3 separate regions of the Homo sapiens genome follow, and regions 2 and 3 are each linked to region 1. Evidence: chromatin contacts called from ENCODE Hi-C or POLR2A ChIA-PET data. All regions are on one chromosome and are shown on one strand. The core of a region is the stretch at or near the end of the contact, and the rest is flanking DNA. Distances in the headings are between cores, read along the strand shown. Region 1 holds the start of FGF9 (fibroblast growth factor 9). Region 2 holds the start of MIPEP (mitochondrial intermediate peptidase). Region 3 overlaps SPATA13 (spermatogenesis associated 13).

Region 1 (3,436 bases), core at 706-3,205:
GAGTCTGCAGCCCTCAGTGCTGAGTCACAAATACCCTCCGCTGAAAAATGAAATCCTCGGAATGCCCTTTAAAATTCGCTCGCAGCGTTTGCACGCGCGCACACACTCACACCAGAGAGCCACGCAGGAGACCTACACAGGGCTGCACACTATGGAAATTTAAAAGCAGAGGTTATCACTTGATAGCTGGAAGGACAAAAACCCCTGAGCGCCCTGCCTCTTCCCAAGTCATTTTCCCCCAAGCCTCTGCCCCTGCTTTTCACGGAGCCTAAAATATGACTTTAGTCCTCCCAACAGGACAATCCGTCAGCAACCTTCGCCTATGGGGCTTTCAGACCCTCACAGGGGAGAATAAACAATGCACTTAATATACAATTCAAGTAGTATACTTACTAGAGGAAAGGGGGAAAGGAAAAAAACCTTAATTTGGGCACAAGATACCCACTGCCTTCAAGAAACTGCATTAAGTTCTTAGTAGTTAATGATTAAAGCTTTAAACTCGTGCAATCAGTCCATTCAAAAGAAACTTCCTAAACCCGTGTATCTGATGCAAAAGAACTGGAAACTTGTATTATATTTATAAATTATGCCCCCCTTTAAATTAAAAGTAGGGGGCCTTTCAGTGTATACTTGCATCAGTGCCAGCAGCAGATCTGCAATTCCGGAGGCATTTTTTTTTCGGAGCTGGCAAGACAGAGAGAGAGAGAGACAGAGATACAGAGAAAGAGGGGAGGAGGGGAGAACCCTTCCCACGTCCCCCACCCGGCCACCACCTTCTTGGTAGTTATAATTTCAACATGTCATCTCATGGACACTAAAGGGTTAATGGTATACCTACCAAATCGGCTGTGGTCTTTCCTGGTTCCCTGGATAGTACCATTGGGGAAGATTTCTAAGTGAAATCCAGTCCTGCAGTATAGCTGCCTCCGCCTGAGAATCCCCTTTAAATGATCCAAGTCCGTGACTGCGGGTCCCCTGGGGAGCCCCCCTGCTTCGGACTGACCCAGGTGGTCACTTAACAAAACCGGGCTGTCCACCGGCAACACGGGCACATTCCCAAACGGTACCGCATCCTGCACACCGAAATAGTTCCCAACTTCACCTAAGGGAGCCATCAGAGGACTCGGCTTTTGGAGCACAAGAATAAACAATAATGATGGTGTCAACCCAGGAGATATTAGGCGAGGTATATCCAACTCCCCTCCCTTACTGCAGTTGCAGAGAGAGAGAGAAAAAAAAGGTTCTTTTCTTCAATCCATTAAATGCATAAATAAAAGTAATCTGCTGTTTCACTGGCACAGGTTCAAGGTCAAACCACTGATAGTCTAAGAAACCACCACTTTATACTCACACACTGACATATTGATAAACATATCTATGTATCTCTATAGATAGATCCCCAGCTCTTAGCAGGCAGGAAGGTCTTCATCCCATCCGACCGTAATAAGGAAAAAAAATCCGTAGTTTCTCCATTTGGTTTGAGATCAGAATGACCATAGCAACTTAAATGCCTAGGCGTTATTATAGGGATTTTTAAGATGCACGGGCTACGTCAGAATTTACGGATCCTGACTCCAGGAAGGCATGCGCTGTTTTTACTCTCTAACCGACTCTGCAGACATCAGCATGAATCCTTCAAGGGGAAAAAAAAATCTCACGTTGGTGGCGGCGACAAATCTCCCCTCCCGGTCCCCCCTCCAAAAAATGATAATAATAATAAAACAAAAAGAAGAAGAAACTTTAGGCGTCCAAAGCTAGTATCCAGGATTCTCCAGAGGCTCGGCAGATGTCCATTGGCTTAGAACGGGTGGCGAGCGGCGAGCGAGGAGAGCCGCGTCCGGGAGCTCGCGTGCCGCCCAGGCTGCCGCGAACAGGTGTTGCCGCGCCGGCTCGCGGAGCGTTGTAGCCGGGCGGAGCGCTCCTCCTGCGCAGCCCCCGCCGGCGCGCAGAGTGGCGCAGGCAGCGGCATTGGGCTGGGTTTAAGGTAGCGCCGCCGCAGCCCGGGCTCCCCGCGGTCCTAGCGCCCGGCTTACTGCCCGCGCCGCTCTGCGGCAGGCGAGGTGCGGCGCGCCAGAGCGCAGGACTTCCTGGGAGGCAGTCGAGGAGCCCTGGCTTTACAAAGAAAAGCAAATGAAAGATGCACTGCGAGAGGCGGGAGGAAGAAACCCTGAGTCTCCCGAGACTCAAAGTTCTCCTGCAGAATAGAAGCCGGTAACCTACAATCTAGCTGGCTGGCTACATTGATGGAGGGTCAGAGTGAAACTGGGAAACTAGTTTTCACTGGGGCTCTGTAACCTTGCGTTGTATTATAGAATATGACTGAGTTGAGAGAGTCGGAGGGAAGGGGAGTTGATTTAATGGACTCGGATGGCCATGGCAGTTTCTCTTCCATTCTTCGGCCACACACACAGAAGCGCAAACTATGTTTCAGGTAAGATCAACTCCTCTCCCCCGTCACACACACACACACACACACACACGCAGATGCGGCCACCGTTTCTGTTTTGTTTGGAGCGTTCTGCTGGGCATCTTTGGGTTGGGGCTATGTTTAGGTCCCGCCCCGCTGCTCGGGTCCCGGCGGCCGCAAAGCAGTCGGCAGGGGGGCGCCAGAGAACCTTCTCTGTCCCCGACTTCGACTCGGGCGCGCGTCTTCGGGAGTCTGGGTGGAGGGGAGCGCTCCAGTAGGCGTCTTCTCGCCCTCAAACCACGCTGCTTAGGACGAGCGGCGCCATCCCAAGCCGTGCATCGGCTCGGGGAAGCGAAAGGCGAGTTCTGGTGTCTCACTCCACCGTCCGAAGCCCGCCGCGGAGCTGGGAGGGCCGGGCACTGGATGCTTGCGGGGCGCCCCGGGGCTGCAGCCGCTCCTTCCTGCTCTGCCCTGCGGGGCCGCACGTGGAAGCCTGAGCTCCGTTGCGCGGGCTCGGGTTTCTGTTAGCCGCCGGCGGCCTTCGCGCCCAGCGGGAGTCAGGGACAAAGAAACCCGCCTCCGGGGGCCGCCAGGGGCCCTGCCGGGCCGGGCCCGCCAGAGAGACTGGAGGCGGCGCGCTCTGCGCCCGGGACAGCCTGCCTGCGCCCGGATCCCCAGTGGCGGCGGGCGCGGAGCGCGGCGCCCCCCAACACACACACACACACACACACACACACACACACACACACACTCGCCCACAGCCCTCCCGCGGGGCCCCCCTTCCCTCCCCCTGCTCCTCTTTGTTCACATTGTCTTAGAAACGGCCCGACTCTCGGGTCAAGATGGTGAAAGTTGCCGAGACTTGAGCGCAGCTCCACACTGCGGGGCGTGCAACTGAGAAGCAAAGTCGAAAGCAGAGACTGAACCCCTGCGGTGGGGAAGCGAATCAAAACCTGGTTATGGGGGAGAAGTCGGATCCGCCTTAGTAGTCAGCTAAAGGCTGGAGATGCATAACTGGGGCTGGCCCTA
Region 2 (3,451 bases), core at 254-2,753, 2.2 Mb before region 1:
TAGTAACAGCTTTAAGCTGGTGATGCTGTCACACTCCAGAAAGCTGTAGACACTGCTCATTTTGTCTTTTTTTAAAAAATGTATTTTTAAGTTCTGGAATACATATGCAGAACGTGCAGGTTTGTTACATAAAAATGTGCTGTGGTGGTTTGCTGCATCTGTCAACCCATCACCTATGCAGGTATTAAGCCCTGCATGCATTAGCTATTTGTCCTGGTGCTTTCCCTCCCATTTTGCTCATTTTCTAACCTAGGTTTTAATCACCATTCTATCCAACAAATCATTGTTTGATCATTATTTGCCAGACATGAATCTCTACTTGTTTTCTAGGATCGCCCTAATAAAGTACACAAACTGGGAGTCTTTAAACAACAGAAACGGACTTTCTCACAGTTCTGTAGGCTGGAAGTTTGAGATCACCGTAGCAGCAGGGCCATCCTCCCTCCAAAGGGGATACAGGAGGATGCAGCCTTGCTGCTTCCAGCTTCTGGCAGCTGGTGGCAGCATCACTCCAGTCCCCGCCTCCATCTTCAGGTGGCTGTCCTCCTCCTGTATCAGCCAAATTTTCCTCTTCTTACAAGAACAGCTTCCCTAATCTAGTATGACCCATCTTAATCATAATTGCAAACTCCATATTTTCAAATAAGGTCACATGTACAGGCACCGAGGGTTAGGACTTCAGCATCTATTTTGGGAGACACAGTTCAACCCAATCTGCCCTCTGGTTCCCAAAATTGATTTCCTTCTCATGTGCAAAATACATTTTCGCACCATGTCAACATTACCAAAAGTCTTAACACTTTCCGCATCAACTCCTCTCACCATCTACATCATTTAAATAAGCTACAGAGGAGACTTACTGTGTGATTCATCGTGTGGCAAAATGTCTCTCCATCTGTGATCCTGTGAAGCGAGACGAGTTAATCCACTTCTAAAAGACCGGGGGTTGGAGGGGGAGACAGGCATAGGGTAGACAATCCATTCCAAAAGAGAGAAAGGGGAAGGAAAAAAGGGTTCACGGGTCCCAGGCAATTCTGAAACCCTGGAGGGAAAATCCCATTAGACTTCTTTCACTATTTCCCATCTAAAATTTTTAACTGAGCTATGCAAGAGTAAAAAGTTACCGGACAGAGACACCAAACAGAGAAGTGCAGGATAAATTTACCAAGAGAGTAGGTTAAAAGGGAAACTTCTCCTTCAGGCCTATGGTGGGCATTTCTTGTTTACTCAAGTACCTGCCGTCTCTCAAAGAATATCTAATGTCCACTGGAATTCGAATATGTCATGATTTTACTCGCGCCCACCCCTAGTCAACTTGGGAGGGAAGCGCAACCCTAGCCTTTTCTTACTCTGGACACAGGGGGCGGTAAACCGGGAGGGCGGCCGAGAAGGCGAGGGGGAGCGACGCTCTTGCTCTCTGGACGACAACGTGCCCACGTCCTGAGGCCGCGCCCAGACCCGGAAGCGGGGCCGTCACGTGGGGCGGCGTGGGCTGCTGCCTTGGAAACGCGGAGCGCGCGCTCCCAGCGAAAGCAGCAGGGCAGGGATCTGCGTTGGAGGAAGGGACTGCTCTGGTGCTAGAATGCTGTGCGTCGGAAGGCTGGGCGGCTTGGGAGCCAGAGCAGCAGCTCTGCCGCCCCGCCGGGCGGGCCGGGGAAGCCTCGAAGCCGGGATCCGGGCCCGAAGGGTCAGCACCAGCTGGTCTCCCGTGGGCGCCGCCTTCAATGTCAAGCCCCAGGGCAGCCGCTTGGACCTGTTCGGCGAGCGCCGGGTGAGCGGCGCAGGAGGAGCTCCCCTCAGTCCCCGAGCTAAGCCGACCCCTGCTCCGCGCGGCCAGCAACAATCAGGGCGAGATTGTTTGGGCCTGGGAGGAGGCGAGCAGCGAACCCACCTTTTACAGTGGCGTCTTGTGTGCGCTCTCGATGAGGGCAAGGTCACCTCTGCTTTGAGGGGCCGGGTTTAGTGGTCTCCTACCCAGAGTGTCGGGTCCGGGAACTGCTTCTGCATGAGCCCCTTGCTCCACGTGAATCTGAATAGTTCGTTCTGGCAGTGGCGGTGAATTCGTCCTGCCAGGACCCGCCCTCTGCATACACTCAGGCGCACCCCTGCTAAAGCCCTTTAGCTCCAGCGCTACAGTCCTGCCTTAAGAGGCCTATCCCTGTGCGTTCACAGGCGGCATCACATGGTCTTTTTGCAAGGACACGGCTGCCTGCAGTCGAGTAATGGTAATTTCATTAATACCTGAAATTCCATCATCTATTAATTAATTTATTTCAAAGCTTTGGGCTTTCTTGTTTTAAAACACAAAACTCTGTTGAGACGAGTCTCACTTCCCATAGTGCCATGGAATTGGTCACTTTGATTTCTTACCCCAGGAAGTCACTAGCCTGCGTTGTCTAGTGAAAGGTGAGAGGAAGGCAAGGTTGGAAAGGACTTACCTGATGCCTGTTCTACTTGGAGTTTGTACATTTTGTCCGTTTTAGGTTAAGGATTACTTTTATTTTTGCCTTTTAAAATTTCGTTATACTGTATTGCCTTATAAAGACAAGTCTAGGGTATTGTTGCACTGAGCTAAAGTGTGTGATTCTTGTTTTATCTCCATTATCAGTTTTGTCTATTTAAAAATTATTTTGTGTGAAATTTGCTACACCACCTTCCTTAAGGGTATGTAGTGTTGGTATTAACATAGTTGGTGTGAAGAGACCTACTTGTAGGCGCTGAGCAGAAAGACGTGAGGGGAAGCCTGATTTTGGGTGGATGAGATATAACTAATTTTAGCTTTTATTTTTCCCTTTTTGTATCATGATATTCGGCACTGATAGCAGATTTTCAAATTTTAGAATTGATTTTTGCCTTGAAAAAAAAAAAGCCTTATTCAGTTTTTTAGCATTATGGTCACTGGTAATCCGATAGTTAGAATTCCCGAGAGCAATATGGGCAGGTTGTACTGGGAAGTGGAAGTAGTCTGTGCTTGAATCAAATTAAATCAGTATAAAGATGACATTTGTTTTTGGTCCTGATTTTCCTTTGTCTCCCACTGACTTTCTTTTATTTTATTTTTTATCTTGTAATATATTTTGAAGAGAGATTACTAGCTTAACTTCATCCATCCCTTCTTGTAGAAACAGTAGGGCTTGTCAGGCCTGAAGGTTTACCTGTTCGTATTTCTGAAAATCTATGCGTTAAGCACCTACAAAGTGAATTAACAAAGCCTAGCATCTGCTCCGGTCACTTGTTTCTTTCATTGAGTTCCCCCATGTGTTAGACATTCTATTGGATAGCTGGTTAAAGAAATGAAGGGCAGGGCTCTTGGGTCTGGAAGCTCACCTTTTCAGGAGAGAAGACTTTCAAACAGATAAATTGTAATAGAGAAGTATGGAAAAGTGTGGGCTTTACAGATGTACAGAGCGGGTTCGAGTTCTGTCTTTCCCAATATTAATTTGTGACCTCA
Region 3 (3,502 bases), core at 715-3,214, 2.6 Mb before region 1:
TCTTTTACCATCTTAACCCTTTTTAAGCACACAGTTCCAGTTCAGCAGTGTCAAGTATATTCACACTCTTGTACGACAGAACTTTTTCATCTTGCAGAACGGCCACACATATTAAACACCAACTTCCTCTTCTTCCTCTCCTGTTCCTTGGCAACCACCTTTCCACTTTCTGTTTCTATGATGTTGACTACTTTAGATACTTCATATGAATGGGATCATACAGTATATGTCCTTTTATGGCTGGTTCATTTCACTAAGCATAATGTCCTTGACATCCATTCATGTGTACCAAGTGTTAGAACTTCCTTCTTTTTAAACACTATATAATATTCCATTGTTTGGTTAGCACTTCCATTGATTTTTAAAAAAGGAAAAAACCAAAAATATTCCATTGTGAGTATACACACCACATTCTGTTTACCTGTTTGTGGGTGAACATTTGGGCTCCTTTTACTACTTGGCTATTGTGAGTAATGTGCTACTATCTTTTTGAGACCCTGCTTACAACTCTTTAGCATACTTGATCAAATGGTAGTTCTAGTTTTAATTTTTGGAGGACTCTCCATACTGTTTTCCACATGGCTGCATCATTTCACATTCCCACCAACAGTGCGCAACAGTTCCAATTTCTCCACATTCTCACCAACCGTAGTTTCTTTTGTTGAAAAAATTGGTGTGGAAAAAACATTTTTTGGGGGAGGGGTGAGGGACAAGGTCTTGCTCTGTCGCCCAGGCTGGAGTGCTGTGGCGCGATCTCAGCTCACTGCAGCCTTTGCCTCCAGGGTTCCAGAGATTCTCCTGCCTAAGACTACCGAGTAGCTGAGATTACAGGTGCGTGCCATCACATCCAGCTAATTTTTGTATTTTTAGTAGAGATGGGGTTTCGCCATGTTGGCCAGGCTGGTCTCAAACTCCTGACCTCAGGTGATCCACCTGCCTTGGCTTCCCAAAGTGCTGGGATTACAGGCGTGAGCCACTGCACCTTGCCCAAAAAGCCATTTTTGGAAACGATCTTGTAAACAAGAAGCAAAGACTGCTCCAAATTGAAATCAGTTTTAAAACCCCAAATGCCTACATACAATCAATATGAGAGCAGACAGAGCAGGCTCTTTCTACAACACTTCCCGCAGCTTCAGTCAGGTAGAAGGAGCACACCCTTGGTCATCAAAACTGCGTGCTGACCATCAGCGCCTCTCTGACTGGGGACAATTCCAAGAGAACACATCTGTTCCACAGAGTACTATCAATTCCAAAAATGTAATAAAGTGAATTTATAATGCTCTTGTTCAATAACCATGGTTAACCATCACTCCTAGAAACACTGCCCTCTGGGGGCCCCTGATTCCTGGGGCTGCATTGGTCCTTCCCCAGTCCATCCCTTACACAAATGTCTCATTTTCCTCCCCCTCTCTGCTTTCCTCCTGGCTGCAGCTGTCAGTGAGTAGAATGCCCCAGTCCCCATTTTCAGCCCTGGCCACTTTTAGCTTTAGGAACTACTACAGAGAACAATGTGGTAGCCATAGAGGAGGTGTCATTTTTTTAAATTGGAAGGATTGTTACAAATACAGTTAGAGAAGACATCAGGAAAAAAAAAGCCCCTGACTGATAAGTGGGGGAGGGTAGTCCTGGTGAGGGTGTGATAACAGGGTGGAGGTTGAGGTGTTCTGTTAAATGAAAGGGAGGTGAGATCTAACACAGCCCTTAAACATCAGGCACTTGACAACAAGGAGACATAGATTTAGCTATTTTCATGAGGCACTCTCCAACACTGCCTAGCTAATGAGCAGCTGGTTCCCGACCAGCATCTCCCACCCAGCATCACTCCTTGGTGGGGAATTTCCCCTCCCTTGACTTCAGGGAAATTCCCCCACCCTTAAAATAATCTGCTAAAATCATGTATTTGAGAAAACCTCTTGCTGATGGCTCAGACTTCCTCAGAGTTGAGATAAGCCATTCTGACTTCCCATCTTAAAAACAGAAATGGCAAGCCCAGGCGGGCAGCTCGTGTTCACAGCTGGGAGCAGCTGTCACGGGCTGCTGCTCTGTGGGCTGAAACTATGGGTGAACCCCAAGAGCTCAGGCCACGGAGATGCACACAGAGGGAAAGAGCTGGGTCACAGGAACTGACAACGTCAAAACATGATGCACAATTTCCAGGGTCCATCCCCCTTCAGTGGTTCCCAAACACCCAGGGCCTGTGGCATCTAATCACATGGAAAATGTTTAGAAAAATAAAGATCCTCCCCTGCCCTGGGCCACTGAGTCAGGTTGGGTGGTGGTAGTGGGGAAGGATGTTGGCTGAGAATTTATTTTGAAAAGCTCCTCAAATGATTCTGACACCTGGAAAAATTTGGGAACCACTGGACCTTCAGGTTAAGCTTACTTAAACCACACCACATGCTCAGGTTGTTCTAGGACATATGCCTTTTGTTGCCTGTCCATGCAGCAAGCCACAAGTTGCAGGCAATGGATTCTGATTGCATTGGCTGGAAACCTCTGCGTTAGCCAATGTGTACCACTGAATGTTCCTTATTCCAACGAATAGGACAAAATCCTTCCATCCGTCCACGCTGACCTCTCCGCCTGGAGCAACTTTCCCACCCAAAACAGCCCATCAAATTCTGGCTCATCCCTCAAAAGTTTAACCATTGGCCGGGCGCAGTGGCTCATGCCTGTAATCTCAGCACTTTAGGAGGCTGAGGCAGGAGGATTGCTTGAGGCCAGGAGTTCAAGACCAGCCTGGGCAACATAGCAAGATCCCATCTCTATTTAAAAATAAACTTAAGGAAACAAAAACCAACCAAACAACAAACAAAAGTTGTAACCATCATTGCTTGGTGACGGTTCCATGACTTATTTTTCAGTTCCCTGATCCTCTGCCATAACAATATCTGCCTTTGATGTTCTATAAACATGTTAGACTAACCTCTTTTAAAATATGTATCGCATTTACATTATAGTTATTATTAAGTTTATATCTGTCCCTTTATATCCTGTCCCTACTCTTATCCTAGCTATGACTTTCTCAAGGACAAGGAACATGCTTAATAGTCAGTGTTGGGTGACTGAATTAAAGTATGAAATATGTTTCATGTTCCAGAATGTAAACTGTTAGTGTTGGAAAAGTCACTAGTATATCTAATCTAGACTTTCAAGCCATTCTTCACAAATAGTATTTTTCAATCTTTTAAACATGTGGACAACAATAAGATCAAAAGGAATCCTAGAAACTGACATATTAACTCTCACTAATAATCTGTTATTAATGTCTAAGGAGCTTTGAAGAATCATTCTCTTAATGTATAGCTTCACATCAGTATTCAACTTAGGGCCCTGCACCCTGGGCAGCCAACACCCCATTGGCTCCAGACCCCACAACCAAGCCAGCAGCTCCACTCCCTCCTGCTCTCAAAACTCAGCCTCTGTCCCGTCTCCAGTTCAGAGCTGGGGCGTCGTTGGCTCTGGGCTTCTTTGTATCTTGCGGTGAGCTCTTAGGTTTTAC

What was found. A loop is a pair of places that touch in the nucleus more often than their neighbours do. ChIA-PET counts read pairs that join two places held with the same protein, here RNA polymerase II (POLR2A). Pooled maps may share reads with other maps.
Region 2: a loop to region 1 is called in a map of CD8-positive, alpha-beta T cell, with 13 times the contacts of the local background. The contact joins the promoter of MIPEP here to the promoter of FGF9 in region 1. A Hi-C loop is called at or near these places in 3 of 168 maps with a recorded cell type or tissue (CD8-positive, alpha-beta T cell, OCI-LY7 and naive thymus-derived CD4-positive, alpha-beta T cell) and 10 of 50 pooled maps. POLR2A ChIA-PET finds 5 or more read pairs at or near these places in 2 of 52 experiments (OCI-LY7 and naive thymus-derived CD4-positive, alpha-beta T cell).
Region 3: a map of CD4-positive, alpha-beta memory T cell shows a loop between it and region 1 (13-fold over the local background). The contact joins the enhancer-like site here to the promoter of FGF9 in region 1. A Hi-C loop is called at or near these places in 2 of 168 maps with a recorded cell type or tissue (CD4-positive, alpha-beta memory T cell and naive thymus-derived CD4-positive, alpha-beta T cell), 1 of 37 single-sample maps with no recorded cell type and 9 of 50 pooled maps.

The regions. Positions count from the first base shown.
Region 1 is chr13:21,669,592-21,673,027 of GRCh38, reverse strand. It overlaps FGF9 (fibroblast growth factor 9), which reads right to left and starts at 1,955. Exons shown (of 3, transcript NM_002010.3): 1 at 839-1,955. The coding sequence starts at 1,115. RefSeq lists silencers at 1,968-2,027, 2,048-2,097, 2,878-3,137.
Region 2 is chr13:23,887,452-23,890,902 of GRCh38, reverse strand. MIPEP (mitochondrial intermediate peptidase) reads left to right here and starts at 1,503. Exons shown (of 19, transcript NM_005932.4): 1 at 1,503-1,771. The coding sequence starts at 1,583. PCOTH (prostate and testis expressed opposite C1QTNF9B and MIPEP) reads right to left here and starts at 2,035. Exons shown (of 4, transcript NR_172510.1): 1 at 1,892-2,035; 2 at 861-903. RefSeq lists enhancers at 1,104-1,163, 1,223-1,723.
Region 3 is chr13:24,273,138-24,276,639 of GRCh38, reverse strand. The region is part of intron 4 of SPATA13 (spermatogenesis associated 13); the gene reads right to left. Among named protein-coding and RNA genes, the nearest start is that of SPATA13-AS1, 20 kb to the right of the region's middle. RefSeq lists enhancers at 1,370-1,429, 1,730-2,019. Within about 2 kb of position 1,964, at least 18 of the 41 ENCODE cell types and tissues checked have a DNase peak (open chromatin) inside an H3K27ac peak, as active enhancers do.